Linked DNA regions of Homo sapiens: regions 1, 2, 3 and 5 are each linked to region 4. Evidence: chromatin contacts called from ENCODE Hi-C or POLR2A ChIA-PET data. All regions are on one chromosome and are shown on one strand. Each heading gives the region's core, a stretch centred on a gene start or an enhancer-like site at or near the end of the contact. The rest is flanking DNA. Distances are from core to core; before and after follow the strand shown. Region 1 overlaps ATP6V1E1 (ATPase H+ transporting V1 subunit E1). Region 2 overlaps CECR2 (CECR2 histone acetyl-lysine reader). Region 3 overlaps CECR2 (CECR2 histone acetyl-lysine reader). Region 4 has its middle 12 kb from the start of HDHD5-AS1. Region 5 overlaps CECR2 (CECR2 histone acetyl-lysine reader).

Evidence for each region. A loop is a pair of places that touch in the nucleus more often than their neighbours do. ChIA-PET counts read pairs that join two places held with the same protein, here RNA polymerase II (POLR2A). Pooled maps may share reads with other maps.
Region 1: a map of B cell shows a loop between it and region 4 (13-fold over the local background). The contact joins two enhancer-like sites. A Hi-C loop is called at or near these places in 1 of 168 maps with a recorded cell type or tissue (B cell) and 4 of 50 pooled maps. POLR2A ChIA-PET finds 5 or more read pairs at or near these places in 1 of 52 experiments (Panc1).
Region 2: a pooled map shows a loop between it and region 4 (2.5-fold over the local background). The contact joins two enhancer-like sites. A Hi-C loop is called at or near these places in 1 of 168 maps with a recorded cell type or tissue (pancreas) and 2 of 50 pooled maps. POLR2A ChIA-PET finds 5 or more read pairs at or near these places in 8 of 52 experiments (A673, B cell, Caco-2 and 5 more).
Region 3: a loop to region 4 is called in a map of gastrocnemius medialis, with 2.9 times the contacts of the local background. The contact joins two enhancer-like sites. A Hi-C loop is called at or near these places in 13 of 168 maps with a recorded cell type or tissue (GM13976, GM20431, Ramos and 10 more), 1 of 37 single-sample maps with no recorded cell type and 4 of 50 pooled maps. POLR2A ChIA-PET finds 5 or more read pairs at or near these places in 10 of 52 experiments (A549, CD8-positive, alpha-beta memory T cell, MCF 10A and 6 more).
Region 5: a loop to region 4 is called in a pooled map, with 8 times the contacts of the local background. The contact joins two enhancer-like sites. A Hi-C loop is called at or near these places in 1 of 168 maps with a recorded cell type or tissue (gastrocnemius medialis), 8 of 37 single-sample maps with no recorded cell type and 8 of 50 pooled maps. POLR2A ChIA-PET finds 5 or more read pairs at or near these places in 6 of 52 experiments (CD4-positive, alpha-beta T cell, GM12878, HCT116 and 3 more).

The regions. Positions count from the first base shown.
Region 1 is chr22:17,593,340-17,596,039 of GRCh38, reverse strand. ATP6V1E1 (ATPase H+ transporting V1 subunit E1) reads left to right here. Exons shown (of 9, transcript NM_001696.4): 8 at 1,424-1,511. Among named protein-coding and RNA genes, the nearest start is that of SLC25A18, 31 kb to the right of the region's middle. Within about 2 kb of position 1,284, at least 4 of the 41 ENCODE cell types and tissues checked have a DNase peak (open chromatin) inside an H3K27ac peak, as active enhancers do; they include B cell, where a contact is called at or near this core.
Region 2 is chr22:17,527,973-17,530,672 of GRCh38, reverse strand. The region is part of intron 9 of CECR2 (CECR2 histone acetyl-lysine reader); the gene reads right to left. Among named protein-coding and RNA genes, the nearest start is that of SLC25A18, 34 kb to the left of the region's middle. Within about 2 kb of position 1,417, at least 2 of the 41 ENCODE cell types and tissues checked have a DNase peak (open chromatin) inside an H3K27ac peak, as active enhancers do.
Region 3 is chr22:17,485,194-17,487,893 of GRCh38, reverse strand. The region is part of intron 2 of CECR2 (CECR2 histone acetyl-lysine reader); the gene reads right to left. Among named protein-coding and RNA genes, the nearest start is that of SLC25A18, 77 kb to the left of the region's middle. Within about 2 kb of position 1,378, at least 3 of the 41 ENCODE cell types and tissues checked have a DNase peak (open chromatin) inside an H3K27ac peak, as active enhancers do; they include gastrocnemius medialis, where a contact is called at or near this core.
Region 4 is chr22:17,170,353-17,173,052 of GRCh38, reverse strand. No RefSeq gene overlaps it. Among named protein-coding and RNA genes, the nearest start is that of HDHD5-AS1, 12 kb to the right of the region's middle. RefSeq lists a silencer at 1,107-1,536 and an enhancer at 1,387-1,888. Within about 2 kb of position 1,397, at least 38 of the 41 ENCODE cell types and tissues checked have a DNase peak (open chromatin) inside an H3K27ac peak, as active enhancers do; they include B cell and gastrocnemius medialis, where a contact is called at or near this core.
Region 5 is chr22:17,435,534-17,438,233 of GRCh38, reverse strand. All of the region lies in intron 1 of CECR2 (CECR2 histone acetyl-lysine reader), which reads right to left. Among named protein-coding and RNA genes, the nearest start is that of CECR2, 67 kb to the right of the region's middle. RefSeq lists an enhancer at 2,108-2,668. Within about 2 kb of position 1,438, at least 5 of the 41 ENCODE cell types and tissues checked have a DNase peak (open chromatin) inside an H3K27ac peak, as active enhancers do.

The sequences.
Region 1 (2,700 bases), core at 35-2,534, 420 kb before region 4:
CTGCCTTAGCCTCCCGATTAGCTGGGACTACAGGCACCCGCCACCATGCCTCGCTAATTTTTTTTGTATTTTTAGTAGAGACGGGGTTTCACCTTGTTAGCCAGGATTGTCTCAATCTCCTGATGTCGTGATCTGCCCACCTCGGCCTCTCAAAGAGCTGGGATTACAGGCGTGAGCCACCGCACCCAGCCTCTTTTTTTGTTGTTGTTGTTGTATTTTGAGTAAGGGTCTCTTTCTGTCACCCAAGCTGGAGTGCAGTGGTGTGATCTCGGCTTGCTGCAACCTCTGCCTCCTGGGTTCAAGCAATTCTCCTGCCTCAGTCTCTCAAGTAGCTGGGACTACAGGCACGCCCCACCATGCCCAGCTAATTTTTGTATTTTTAGTGGAGACAGGCTTTCGCCATGTTGGCCAGGCTGGCCTCAAACTTGAGTTTGGGAGCACCTCGGCCTCCCAAAGTGCTGGGATTACAGGGGTGAGCTACCACGCCCGGCCAGCAGTGGCATCTTTTATCAGACACACATGCAGTCGTGATAGGGCCTCATCAGTAATGAGCAGGATTGGGCTTAAGAAAACATTCAGATGAGGATTGAGTGATTTGCAAACTGAGATGAAATCCTCTCTTTTTCATTTTGTTGGGGAGGGCTGGCTGTGATAATTAAAACAGGTTTTGTAACATAAAATCAAATTGACACAGGCTGGGCGCGGTGACTCACTCCTGTAATCCCAACACTTGTGGAGGCAGAGGTGGGCGGATCACCTGAGGTCAGGAGTTCAAGACCAGCCTGGCCAACATGGTGAAACCCCGTCTCTACAACAATACAAAAATTAGCCAGGCGTGATGGCAGGTGCCTGTAATCCCAGCTACTGGGGAGGCTGACGCAGGAGAATTGCTTGAACTCGGGAGGCAGAGGTTGCAGTGAGCCAAGATCGCACCATTGCACTCCTGCCTGGGCAACAGAGCGAGTCTCAAAAAAAACAAAACAAATTGACACATAGTGTCACTTGGTAAATGACAGTTATTGAGATGAATACAGTCAGTTCTCTGTATCTTTGGGGTCCACACCTGTGAATTCAACCAACTTTTTCTTTTCACTCCCTAAACACTACGGTATAACAACCATTTACATCGTATTAGCTATTTTAAGTGCTGTAGACATGATTTGCAATATAGGGGAGGATGTGTGATGGTTGTATGCAAATACTACGCTGTTTCATATAATGGACATCTAGGCGGGGACTGGGGTTTCCTGAAACCAACTGTGCGTTACATCTTCAGAAGCTTTTTCAGTTCCTTTCAAGCCTGTTGCTTAGGTTGCGCAGTCTACACACCAAGACAAGGGCATTCCTCTGCGGGAGTAAAGGGTACCATGTATCTTTCTCAAGTCTTTGAAAATGATTATTTCCTGTGCTTTTTTTTTTGCAGAGCTGGTGGAGTTGAGATCTATAATGGAGATCGTAAAATAAAGGTTTCCAACACCCTGGAAAGCCGGCTGGATCTCATAGCCCAGCAGGTGAGTGTGGGGGTACTTCTTGGTAGTTGGTCTGCTGTTACTTTGAAGTGGGACAGAGAACACGTGTCCATTCACTGGTATTTGGGATTTGTTGCTGTCTTTCCAGTTTTGGACATTTTCTCAAAAAGAATGAGAATTGGGCATGTAGTAGCATTTGCTGAGGTGGTAACATTTACATGAGGGTGAATTTGGGGTCAGAACAAGTGTTTTGTTGACCTAGGATTCGAATATGTACATTTTACTACATGTAAGGTGCTGACAAGTTCTTTCTCTAACAGGAGTGATGGGAACTAAAGCAAATACTTGTGTTTTTTTGTTTTGTTTTGCTTTTTTGAGATGGAGTTTCACTCTTTTTTGCGCAGGCTGGAGTGCAGTCTTGGCTCACTGCAACTTCCACCTCCCAGGTTCAAGCGATTCTCCTGCTTCAGCCTCCCGAGTAGCTGGGATTACAGGCACCTGCCACCACACCCGGCTAATTTTGTATTTTTAGTAGAGACGGGGTTTCACCATGTTGGCCAGGCTGTTATCAAATTCCTGACCTCAGGTGATCCACCCGCCTTGGCCTCCCAAAGTGCTGGGATTACAGGTGTGAGCCACCGTGCTCAGACACAAATACTTATTTAAAGGAATTATCATAAAGCTGCTGGCTTTTCAGATGTTTCCAGATTTGTACACAGGAACTCTAGGAAACAAGCCAGGAAAATTCCATTTGTTCTAAAATGCTGGGCATCTTCTAGACTTCTAGTGGGAGTCTATTGCTGTGGCTGCCAACCTAGTTATTCCCTGACCTAGATATGCAGTTTACTGTTTATGCAGATACTTGTCTTATAACTAAAGCACTTTCACCTTGATTTTTTCATATTCTGGTAACTTAAACCTCAGAACATTGTTTCCTAGTAGCCACTGTCCCATCCAGTATCATAGCCACTACTCACTTACGGATATTTAATTAAACCGAAAAATTCAGTTTCTCAGCACACAATAACCATCTGTAGCTAGGACTGCCCTGTTGGACAGCCGAGCCTTGGAAGTCCAGGGTTAAGTTCTCCTAAGGATTCATCAGTGGCTGTAGCAAGTGCTTCCAGCCTAAGCTGGCATTGGAAGTGTTCTTTGCAGCTGCTGTGGCCATAGTAGGCACTCAGTAAATGTTTGTTGAAGAAAGAGTGTAGGTGACCCAGCATATTGTGGT
Region 2 (2,700 bases), core at 168-2,667, 360 kb before region 4:
CAGAGTCTCGCTCTGTTGCCCAGGCTGGAATGCAGTGGCATGATCTCAGCTCACTGCAGCCTCTGCCTCCCGAATTCAAGCAATTCTCCTGTCTCAGCCTCCCGAGTAGTTGGGACTACAGGTGCACGCCACCATGCCCGGCTAATTTTTTTTTTGTATTTTTAGTAGAGACGGGGTTTCACCATGTTGGCCAGGATGGTGTCAATCTCCTGACCTCGTGATCTGCCTGCCTCAGCCTCCCAAAGTGCTGGGATTACAGGCGTGAGCCACCGCGCCTGGCCTTATTTTTTTTTTCTTAATCCACTTTCCTCCTTTCAAGTTTCTTTAAATAAATAAAAGCTCTGAGTCCTCTCCTTGAAAGTATGCAGTCATGTGCCGGGCGCGGCACCACTGCACTCCAGCCTGGGCGACAGAGCGACACTCCGTCTCAAAACAACAACAACAGCAGCAACAACAAAAGTATGGGTAATGTAACATTACAGGAGTTTTGAAAAAAAAAAAAAATTCAGGGAACTCCAAGATGAGTGACCATCAGCACTGTTGAGATGCTAGAATATAAATACCAGCATACGACAGAGGAACTATTTACAGGTAGATCTTCACATCATTATGAAATTTCTTCTCAGTCATTCCCAACACAAATATTACTCATTATGTTAAAAGGACCTGCAGAATAAAATCCGCTTAGAATGTCACACAAAGCTTGTTTCTCTGAATAAACTGTTGTAATTTTTAAAAGTGTCTGATTAGTACATAATTGATTATTTCTCTTTTTTTGTAGTTGGAAGCTACTAAAAAGTCTGGAAAAGGTTATTGTAAGTATCTTATGGCTTACAAAAATTCCTTCCATAAGAACTATCATGGGAGGCAGAGCGAGACTTTGTCTCAAACAAAGAAAACTATCATTTGTGACTTTAAATGTGTGTCAGAGACTGTCCTGTTTTCATTTAATCCTTCCTTTTTTTTTTTTTTTGAGACGGAATCTTGCTCTGTCGCCCAGGCTGGAGTGCGGTGGGGCGATCTCGGCTCACTGGAAGCTCCGCCTCCCGGGTTCACGCCATTCTCCCGCCTCAGCCTCCCGAGTAGCTGGGACTACAGGCATGTGCCACCACGCCTGGCTAATTTTTTGTATTTTTAGTAGAGACGGGGTTTCACCGTGTTAGTCACGATGGTCTTGATCTCCTGACCTCGTGATTCGCCCACTTCGGCCTTCCAAAGTGCTGGGATTACAACCGTGAGCCACGGCGCCCAGCCCATTTAACCCTTCTAACAAGGTCTGCACAGCCCATCCCAATGCGACCCTGGGCTACCTGGTAGGACTCAATTCATGCCCAGCCAGCCTTCCTGTGCTTGCTCTGCTCTGCTCCGCTCCAGCCGCGCCGGGACTTCCAGCCAGCCTTCCTGTGCTTGCTTTGCTCCCCTCCGCTGCAGCCTCGCCCTGGACTTCCTGCTGCATATCCCTGCCTCCGTGCCTCTGCTCTTGTCTGCACTGCGCCTTCCGCTTCAGGCACTCACGGGTCAACCTCATTCACTTTATTTAAATGTCAAATCTTCAGAGAGGGCTTTCTTTTTTGTCTGAGACAGGGTTTTGCTCTATCACCCAGGCTGTGTTCAGCAGGGGAAATCAGCGCTCACTGCAGCCTCGATCTCCTGCGCTCAAGGGGTCCTCCTGCCACAGCCTCCCAAGTAGCTGGGACCACAGATGGAGCCACCACGCCCAGCCATGTCACTCTTTACCTGTAAACCTGCCTAATTTTACTTCAGATCACTCACCACTATTATCCCACAATATTTGTCTACTCTCCACCTTCTCACCACTGGAATGAAAATAGTACTTCTGGCTGGGTGTGTGCTCACGCTTGTATTCCCAGCACTTTGGGAGGCTGAGGCAGATGGATCACTTGAGGCCAGGAGTTCAAGACCAGCCTGGCCAACACGGCAAAACCCCATCTCTACTAAAAATACAAAAATTAGCCGGGTGTGGTAGTGTACACCTGTAATCACAGCTACTTGGGAGGCTGAGGCATGGTAATCACTTGAACCTGAGAAGTGGAGGTTGCAGTGAGACCAGATCATGCCACTGCACTCTAGCCTGGGCAAAAGAGTGAGACTCTGTCTCAAAAATAACAAAAAAGAAAAGAAAAGAAAAAAAAAGCCATACTTCTCTGCTGTGCTATCAAATGCCAGATCATATTCATTCATAATAACTATTTTTTTTGTACCCATTAACCATCCTACCTCTCCCCAACCCTCCACTATCGTTCCCAGCCTCTGGTAACCATCCTTTTCCCCTCTATCTCCACGGGTTCAATTATTTTGATTTTTAGATCCCACAAGTAAGTGAGAATATCCAATGTTTGTCTTTCTGTGCCTGTCTTATTTCATTTAAAATAATAACCTCCAGTTCTATCCATGTTGTTGCAAACGACTGCATCTTTCTGTTTTTATGGCTGAATAGTACTCCCTTGTGTATCAGTACCACATTTTCTTTATCCATTCATTTGCTGACGGACACTTAGGTTGCTTCCAAATCTTGGCTATTGTGAACAGAGCTGCAAAAAATATGGGAGTGTAGTTATCTCTTCAATATATTGATTTCCTTTCTTTTGGGTGTATACCCAGCAGTGGGATTAATAGATTTTATGGTAGCTCTCTTTTTAGTTTTCTAAGGAACATCTAAGCTGTTCTCCATAGCGGGGG
Region 3 (2,700 bases), core at 129-2,628, 310 kb before region 4:
ATAAATAAATAAATAAATAAATACATGAAAAATTGAATATACAATGTTGATGAATTACCGTTTAAGAGTGTAAGCCACAGGACAGTGGGTGAAGACCATACTGAAGCACAAATCAGTCTGCGTTCTATAAAGAGCACTCTACTAAAGATGTACGGACAAAAGGAAAAACATTTTAGCAGTAAGTATTATCATCATGAGTATTTAATGAAAAAAATTTTTTTGAGACACCCAGGCTTGTGCATGGCGCGATCTCGGCTCACTGCAAGCTCTGCCTCCCGGGTTCACACCACTCTCCTGCCTCAGTAGCTGGGACTACAGGCGCTCGCTACCAAACCCGGCTGATTTTTTATATTTTTTAAGTACAGACGGGGTTTCACCGCGTTAGCCAGGATGGTCTCTATCTCCTGACCTAGTGATCCACCCGCCTCGGCCTCCCAAAGTGCTGGGATTACAGGCATGAGCCACCGCGCCCAACCAATGAAAAATATTTTTACGCTGCTTAAACCGTAGCTCAAAACACAGTTTGATTCAATCGTAGCTTTACTTTGACAGTGAAGAGCAAATCAGAAGTTCCTATTTTCCACCCAGTGCTCAATTTGCCAGGTTACTTCCCAGTGGAAAACAAAAGTGCTGAAAGAGCCACTAGTTAAATTCCTAAAGTATTTTTATTGATACAGGACCATAAAACCCACTGACCAGATTTGCAATTCCAGGGAGAATATAGAAGAAAAAGTATGTAGTGTTGCAAAGAACGTGTTAGCATCAAATCAAAACTCTGCTTAAGTTTTATATTGAAAGAGAAAGGCAAAGAATTGTCAAAAATGAAGAATCCACATTTCACCATCGAGCTGAAAAACAGAAAGTGAGCAATGCCTTAGATTAGTGACCTTCCAGCGAAGTCCTGGACCAGCAGCGTGCAGCATCAGCACCACCCAGAACTTGCACAGCATGCAGGTTCCCAGGCCCCAGCCCAAGCCTACGGAATGAAACGCTGGTGAGGCCCAGCGATTTGTGTTGTAACCACCCTTAGGTGATTGTGTGGTAAGGCTGGAGAATCACCACTCGCGCTTATTCATACCTTCTGTCTTCTCCCTGCTCACCAGGTATGATAACTTTCCTGAATTGCGATAAGCTTTCACTTGATCTTCTTCGTAAGTTTTCCATATATATGTATCCTTATTTGGTTCTCCTTGCCTTACACTTAATAAGTCACTGGTGTGTATGCTTCTGTGACTTGCATTATTTGCCTAACATTCTTTCTAATGGCCTAGTTTTTCCTGGGGAGAATGCACAGCTGTAGTAAGGCTTGCCCTCAGCTCCTCAAGGCCACCCGCGTTCCCAGCCATGTGGGCTTTCCCAGTGGCTGACGCTTCATCCAAGCCGCAAGGGGCGTCCCCAGAGTGTGACAGTGAACACTAGCATGTGACTGACACGCCCCCAGTGGCGTGTCACATACAGGCACACAGGGTTCCACAGCATCACGGGGGCCTCCTCGGAGTCCAGCCCCACGCCTTACACCCAGGAAAATACCACTTTATACCACTTTATTTTGGCAACAAAATGAACAAATTCCTGAAAAAATCATTTGAATTGAGACTTTATTCTCGATGTCTCTCAGGCTTATACCAGTTTTGTTTTGCCTTCGCTTCCTCAGGTAAAAAAATAAACTGTACTTGATGATGAGGTTCCTTTTACGTCTAAGTTGTTGACTATGAACTGCAGATCAATCTAGGATTTAAAAACCCTTTTAGATGGGCACGGTGGTGCCTGCCTGTCATCTCAGCTACTTAGGAGGCTGAGGTGAGAAGATGGCTTGAGCCCAGGAGTTGGAGGCTGCAGTCAGCTATGACTGCGCCACAGCACTCAAGACTGCGCTGAAGAGTGAGATCTCGTCTTCAAAACAAAAACAGAACAAACAAAACCCACGTTTTAAAGCAGAGGTCCACAGAAATAACTGATTTCTACTGAAATCATATAGATACTGCAGATATTTCCAAATAGCACTTATGCTCACTGAGATCTGAAGACAGTAATTTTGGGAAATTAGCTCTGCTGTTAGATGAATACAACACTAACTATATCAAAAATTTCATTCTTCAATACTTTACTTTCTTTTCTTTTTTGGAGACAGGGTCTCACTCTGCTACCCAGGCTGGAGTGCAGTGGCACCATCTCCACTGCAACCTCCGCCTCCTGGGCTCCACTGATTCTCCTGCCTCAGCCTCCCGAGTACCTGGGACTACAGGTGTGCGCCACTGTACCCCACTAATTTTTGTATAATACTTTTTGTAGAGCCGGGGTTTCACCATGTTGCCCAGGCTGGTCTCGAACTCCTGAGTTCATGTGAGCGGCCTGCCTCGGCCTCCCAAGAGTGTTGAGATTACAGGCGTGAGCCACCACGCCCGGCCAATACTTCACTACTTTTCAGTATAATTGGGTTCGGGTGTAATCTTATGATTTCAAAACATTATTTTTAGATGGGGTTCACAGGCTTCCTTAGTATGTCAAAGAGTTAAAAATCCTGTTTTCAAGGAAAACTGTTTTACTTAACACTTTTCTCCTGTACTTCTCATTGACAGCACGGGGCTGCAGTTAGGAGTCGGAGGTCTAGGAAACAGATCTGTACTGTCTCAATTACCAGCTGTGTAACCTTGGGCAATTTATTTAACTTCTCTGTGCCTCAAATTCCTCATCCCTGAT
Region 4 (2,700 bases), core at 148-2,647:
TGGCTCTCACAGGAACTGATCCCTTGGGGAGGACTGTATGAAAATGCATCTGTAAGCTCAGATGAAGTCAGCATGCTAGGGTTGGAAATATTATTTTCACATACATAGTCTAGGTTACTTAATTTATTGTTTTGAGACAGGGTCTCACTGCCCAGCCTGGAGGGCAGTGCTGTGATCATAGCTCACTATAATCTTGAACTCCTGGGCTCAAGGGACCCTCCCGCCTCAGCCTGCCTCTCCAGTAGTTGGGACGACAGACGCGCACCACCACGCCCGGCTGTTTAATAGAGATGGGGGTCTCCTTTTGTTGCCCAGGATAGTATTGAACTCATGGCCTCACGTGATTCTCCTGCCTGTATCTCCCAAGGCACTGGGATTACAGGCCAGAGCCACCTTGCCAGGCCAGTATGTTACTTTAAATAGCAGTCATCCTAAAAATAGCTTACCCTCCTCTGTCCTTCCCTGCCTGGAAAGGGTGTAAAAATAACATTTGGGGGCTGTAAATGCTGTCTAGATCTCTGGAGCTAGGTAGGTGCAGAGGTGTGATTTGGGTTTGGCTGTGCTCCGAAAAAACCGGGGCCGAGCTGCTGGTTTTGAATTTGTCCAGGCTTTTTAGCCAATAGCCTCTTCCTCCGCCGGGAAGGGGTGGGACCCAGCCTTCCAAAACACCTTTGCTGAGGAACCGTGCAAAGACCTTGGATGAGGGCCCCAGCTCAGCCAGGCCTCCCTGAAGCGAAGCCAGCCCGGGGTGGGGACTGGTGGAGGGACTAGAGTTTCTTAGATTCACAGAATAGCAGAGCTGGGAGAGGCCTAAAGACCATCTTATCTACGCGTTTGTGTTTCTGATGACTGATTAAGGCCCAGAGAGGGTCAGTAACTCTTCCAGGTCGCACAGTGGGTGACAGTAGGTATGTGCTCGTCCTGGGACACAGAGCTGTTTTCTTCGCTTGTCTGGAGTGGGTTTCGGGGGTCGGCACTTGCCTCCCAGTGAGCTCCCGGCGCCTGCCAGTCCTGGCTGAGTGGGATCGGTCGGCCTCCACCCCTAATCTCCCCCGCTGCAGAGCCAAAGCACACCGGCCTCCAGGGGGCGCCGCCTCCGGGACGCGCCGACTCTCCCGAGCCCTGCTCTCTCTGGCCGGGGTCAGCCCCGGAAACAGCTTCAGTTTCCTGTCCCTTCCTCCCTGGGAGCAAGGATGTAGGCGCCCAGACCCCGCCCGCGGGCTCCCTTCGTCCGGCGTCCCTAGCGGCCCGCCCGGTCCCGCCGCCCCGCGGCTTGCGGATGGCTGCGGCCCCCCGGGCCCCGGGTGGCTGCGGTGGCGGGGAAACGGCAGAACGCAGGCGGCGATTCGCTGGGGACGGCGGCCGGAGGGAGGCGATGGCCCCAGGCTCGGCGCACCTGTGGAACTGCGCGGGCGGCGCGGCGCTGCTGCCCCCTGCCGGCCGCGCCCGGGCCCACTCCCGTGTCCACCCCGGCCCGGGTGCCCTCGGAGTCCCTCGCGTCACTGTGGGCAGCGCCAAGCTACGGCTTCCCATGGCAGAGCGGGGTGGGGCCGCGGGACGGCACAGAGCTCCCCTGCCGCGAATACGCCGGTTTAGTTGCTTCCCACAGATCACACATGGTCTCGCCTGTCCGCAGGGTCCCCTCCCGGCCTCAAGCCCCTGCCAGGCAGCATCGGCCGCTGGTGACCTTGGGTCATCCTGGCCTCTATGCATTTAGAGTAGACGCCGGGTGGTGGCGGCGCCTGTAGTCCCGCATTCTGGGAGGCCCAGGCGGGGCGCTAGAGCCCAGGAGTTCTAGACCAGCCTGGGGAAAACAGCGAGACTCTGTCTCTTCAAAACAAAACAAAAACAAACAAACAAAAAAGGGTAGAGCCCATAGTACAGGATGAGAGAGTAGTGCCGTAATGAATTTTAAATTTTAATTACATTTAAAATTAAAATGAATCTATATACAATCACATTTCAAAAATTCAAAAAGTATGAAAAGGAACACATTCGAAAGGCTTCTATCCACCTCTGTTTTCCACTGTCCTCTTTCCCATCCCACCCATTCTCCCACCAGGCTTAGTTTCTTGTGTTTCTTTATGCAAAATAAACAAAAGCAAATATATATATTTTTTCCTGCTCTCATATAAAAGGCAGCACAGTATCCACACTGTTCTGAACTCTTTTTTTTTTTTTTTGAGACAGGGTCTCACTCTGTTCCCCAGACTGGAGTGCAGTGGCACAATCTCAACTCACTGCAGCCTCCACCTCCTGGGTTCAGGCTATTCTCCTGCCTCATCTGGACCACAGGCGCACACCACCATGCCCGGCTAATTTTGTATTATTATTTTTTTCGAGATGGAGTCTTGCTCTGTCGCCCACAGATGGAGTGCAATGGTGCGATCTCGGCTCACTGCAACCCCTGCCTCCCGGGTTCAAGCAATTATCCTGCCTCAGCCCCCCGAGTAGCTGGGATTACAGGTGTGCGCCACCACACCTGGCTAATTTTTGTATTTTTAGTAGGGACGGGGTTTCACCATGTTGACTAGGCTGGTCTTGAACTCCTGACCTCATGATCTGCCCACCTCGGCCTCCCAAAGTGCTGGGATTACAGGCGTGAGCCACCACGCCCTCCCTAATTTTTTTATTTTTATTTTTTATTTTTTTGAGATGAAGTCTTTGCTCTTGTCACCCAGGCTGGAGTGCAATGGCACC
Region 5 (2,700 bases), core at 189-2,688, 270 kb before region 4:
GGGACTCATTTTTGAAATGTTCTGTTTGTAACGCATGTCATCTGGGGCATTTTTGTTGTTACTTTGCTTCCAAGCATAACTTTACAATGCATTATGATACTACTGCATGTAATATTCAGCTTGCTAAAGAAATGCATTTTTAAAACCCCAAATATAATGTACAATTCTTTCAACTTTTCTGTTCATTTGGAAGTTTTCATAATAAAATACTGGGAGGAAATATTCCTAGATCACAGAAAAAAATTTTCATTAACATTAAAGTCTCATTTCTATTACTCCACAAAAGAAACTTTGTCCTTTTAAACTATTAAGTTACAGTGAGTAACATCCATCTTTCAAATTCATGGTCAACATTGGTTAACATTCACACTATACATCCTTGAAGTCGAAGGAAATTTTTCCTTTTATCTTTGTAGACACTATGGAAAACCTTCATCACTCCTGCTAAGAAGCAGTGATGCTCACCTTGCATTTTAAAGTCTGACAAACTTTAAAATTTTTTTTAATCCCTATACTATTTAGAAATTTCTATGGTCAACAGTGTGACACCTTGATAAGTCAAAGCATACATAAAAAGAAGTCATAAAAAAGCAGGAACTCCTACTTACAAAGTATGTCTACAGTAATATACTATGAAAAATCTATTTCAGGTCCTCAGTGATGGTATGGATGGGGAGGTACATAATGAAAAAGAAATATCATATGATCAAAAACATGTCGAGGAAGTGTACGTATGTGAGTTCCAATAAGCTGGAATTTAAATAGAAAGGTTGAAGTCACAGCAAGTAGATGAAAGGCGGCCCCTTTAACATTTGCTCCTGGAGTCCAGCAACTCTCAGCAGTTGGCTGGAGACTAAGCTGGCCGATCCTGTGGAGCTTCAACAAAGGGACGAAACAAACTGAGTCCCCAGGGCCCCCCTCCCGACAACGCGTGAAACAACTTGATAAATGATTGCTCTGTCAGGGGATGAGGAGATGGAGACGTCTGGGAGCAGAGGGGGAATGTATCTAATTTAGGAGGCCAAGGGGGAAGGGGAAGACATGGAAGGCAGAACCGCAGACAGGGGCAAGACCATCTAATGGCACTAACACTCGAGCAGAGAACTAGAAACAAACACCAGACAACCCAACAGCATCTCTGAGAGCTGCAGTCATCAGACTGCAGCAAGAGACTTGTCAGAGGCCAGTTCTCCCCAAGTCACTAGGATTTTAAAAGGAAAGTTTTCACCTTCCACAACCCATTCTCCAGCCTCAAGGCCAAGCTTCAGAAAGTGCTGCTCTCATATTACTTCATTCATTTGGGGATGACATGAAATACAAAATCCTTTTCCCCACCCCCAGTTCCTGCCTAAAGATTGCTGATTCAGGCCTGAAAGCCAGAGGCGCAAGAGCCCAAGGCTTAGCTCACTTAAGGAAACATTAATTACCCTGAAACAAAAATAGGAGTTCACATCTGGGGCTCAACACTTACCTTCTCCTCCGCCCCTTTTTCTAGAGTGTGAGCACCCGCTATTTATACAACCTCTTCCTGACTGAGGACTGATACTGGTCCCGCAGGACTTCCCTGTCTGGGGAGAACTTACTGGTGACAAACTCAGTCAGCATTGCACAGGCATTTCAGAAGTAGGAACAGAGGCAGCTCAACTTGAGAAAAAGGTTGTCAGAATTGGAAGTAGTACAAAAGCAGTTTCCCACAGAGTAGCTGGTTAATTCATAAGGGATACTCTGGCAGCTTAAGCATCTGATGAAAGACCATTAAGGAAGTTTACAAGTCAAAGGTGGGAACAAGCAACCCAAGTCTTTCTTCCGTCACTCCAGTTTCTTATTTTAGGAACTAGAGACAGCTAATGTTGTTGCTATAATAGAAGTGCTGTGTTGTATTATTGTGCATAGAACTTTATTTAAATGTTGAATTAAGCTTGGGCTGTAGTTGGCATAATTTAAGCTAACAGCAAATGGTACATCAAGAAACTAAAGGCCGGGTGCAGTGGCTCACACCTGCAATCCCAGCACTTTGGGAAGCCGAGGCGGGCAGATCACGAGATCAGGAGATCAAGACCATCCTGGCTAACACCGTGAAACCCCGTCTCTACTAAAAATATAAAAAATTAACTGAGCGTGGTGACACGCACCTGTAGTCCCAGCCACCCAGGAGGCTGAGGCAGGAGAATCTCTTGAACTCAGGAGGCGGAGGTTGCAGTGAGCTGAGATGGTGCCACTGCACTCCAGCCTGGGTGACAGAGCGAGACAGACAGAGGGAGGGAGGGAGGAAGGGAAAGAAAGAAGGTAAAGAAAAGAAAAGAAAGAAACTAAAGTTTCAAAAAATTTACCTTTGCTTTGCCCAGCACCCTTGGAGGATGACTGATAATTCATAGCTATGACCCCAAATCTAATTTAGTACAGTGTGTTTCAGAACATCTGATGTATTAATTAATTTGGCCAGAGAGACACTGTATAAGGGATGGGATGACTATGAGAAAAAATCACCGTTTCACTGGATTAAGTTGGATGGTCCTGCTCCTGTTTTTTTTTTTTTTTTTTTTTTTTTTAAGAATTAAAAGAGCTCAAGGGAGTCTATTCTAGACTCCCTAGAATGTGTTTGTGGCCTGTCCAGAATTTTCACTGGACCAAACAAAAATAGAACTTGCTAATTCCCCAGACATCTTTCTTGTCAGGTTACACAGTTCAAAAGGTGCTGAG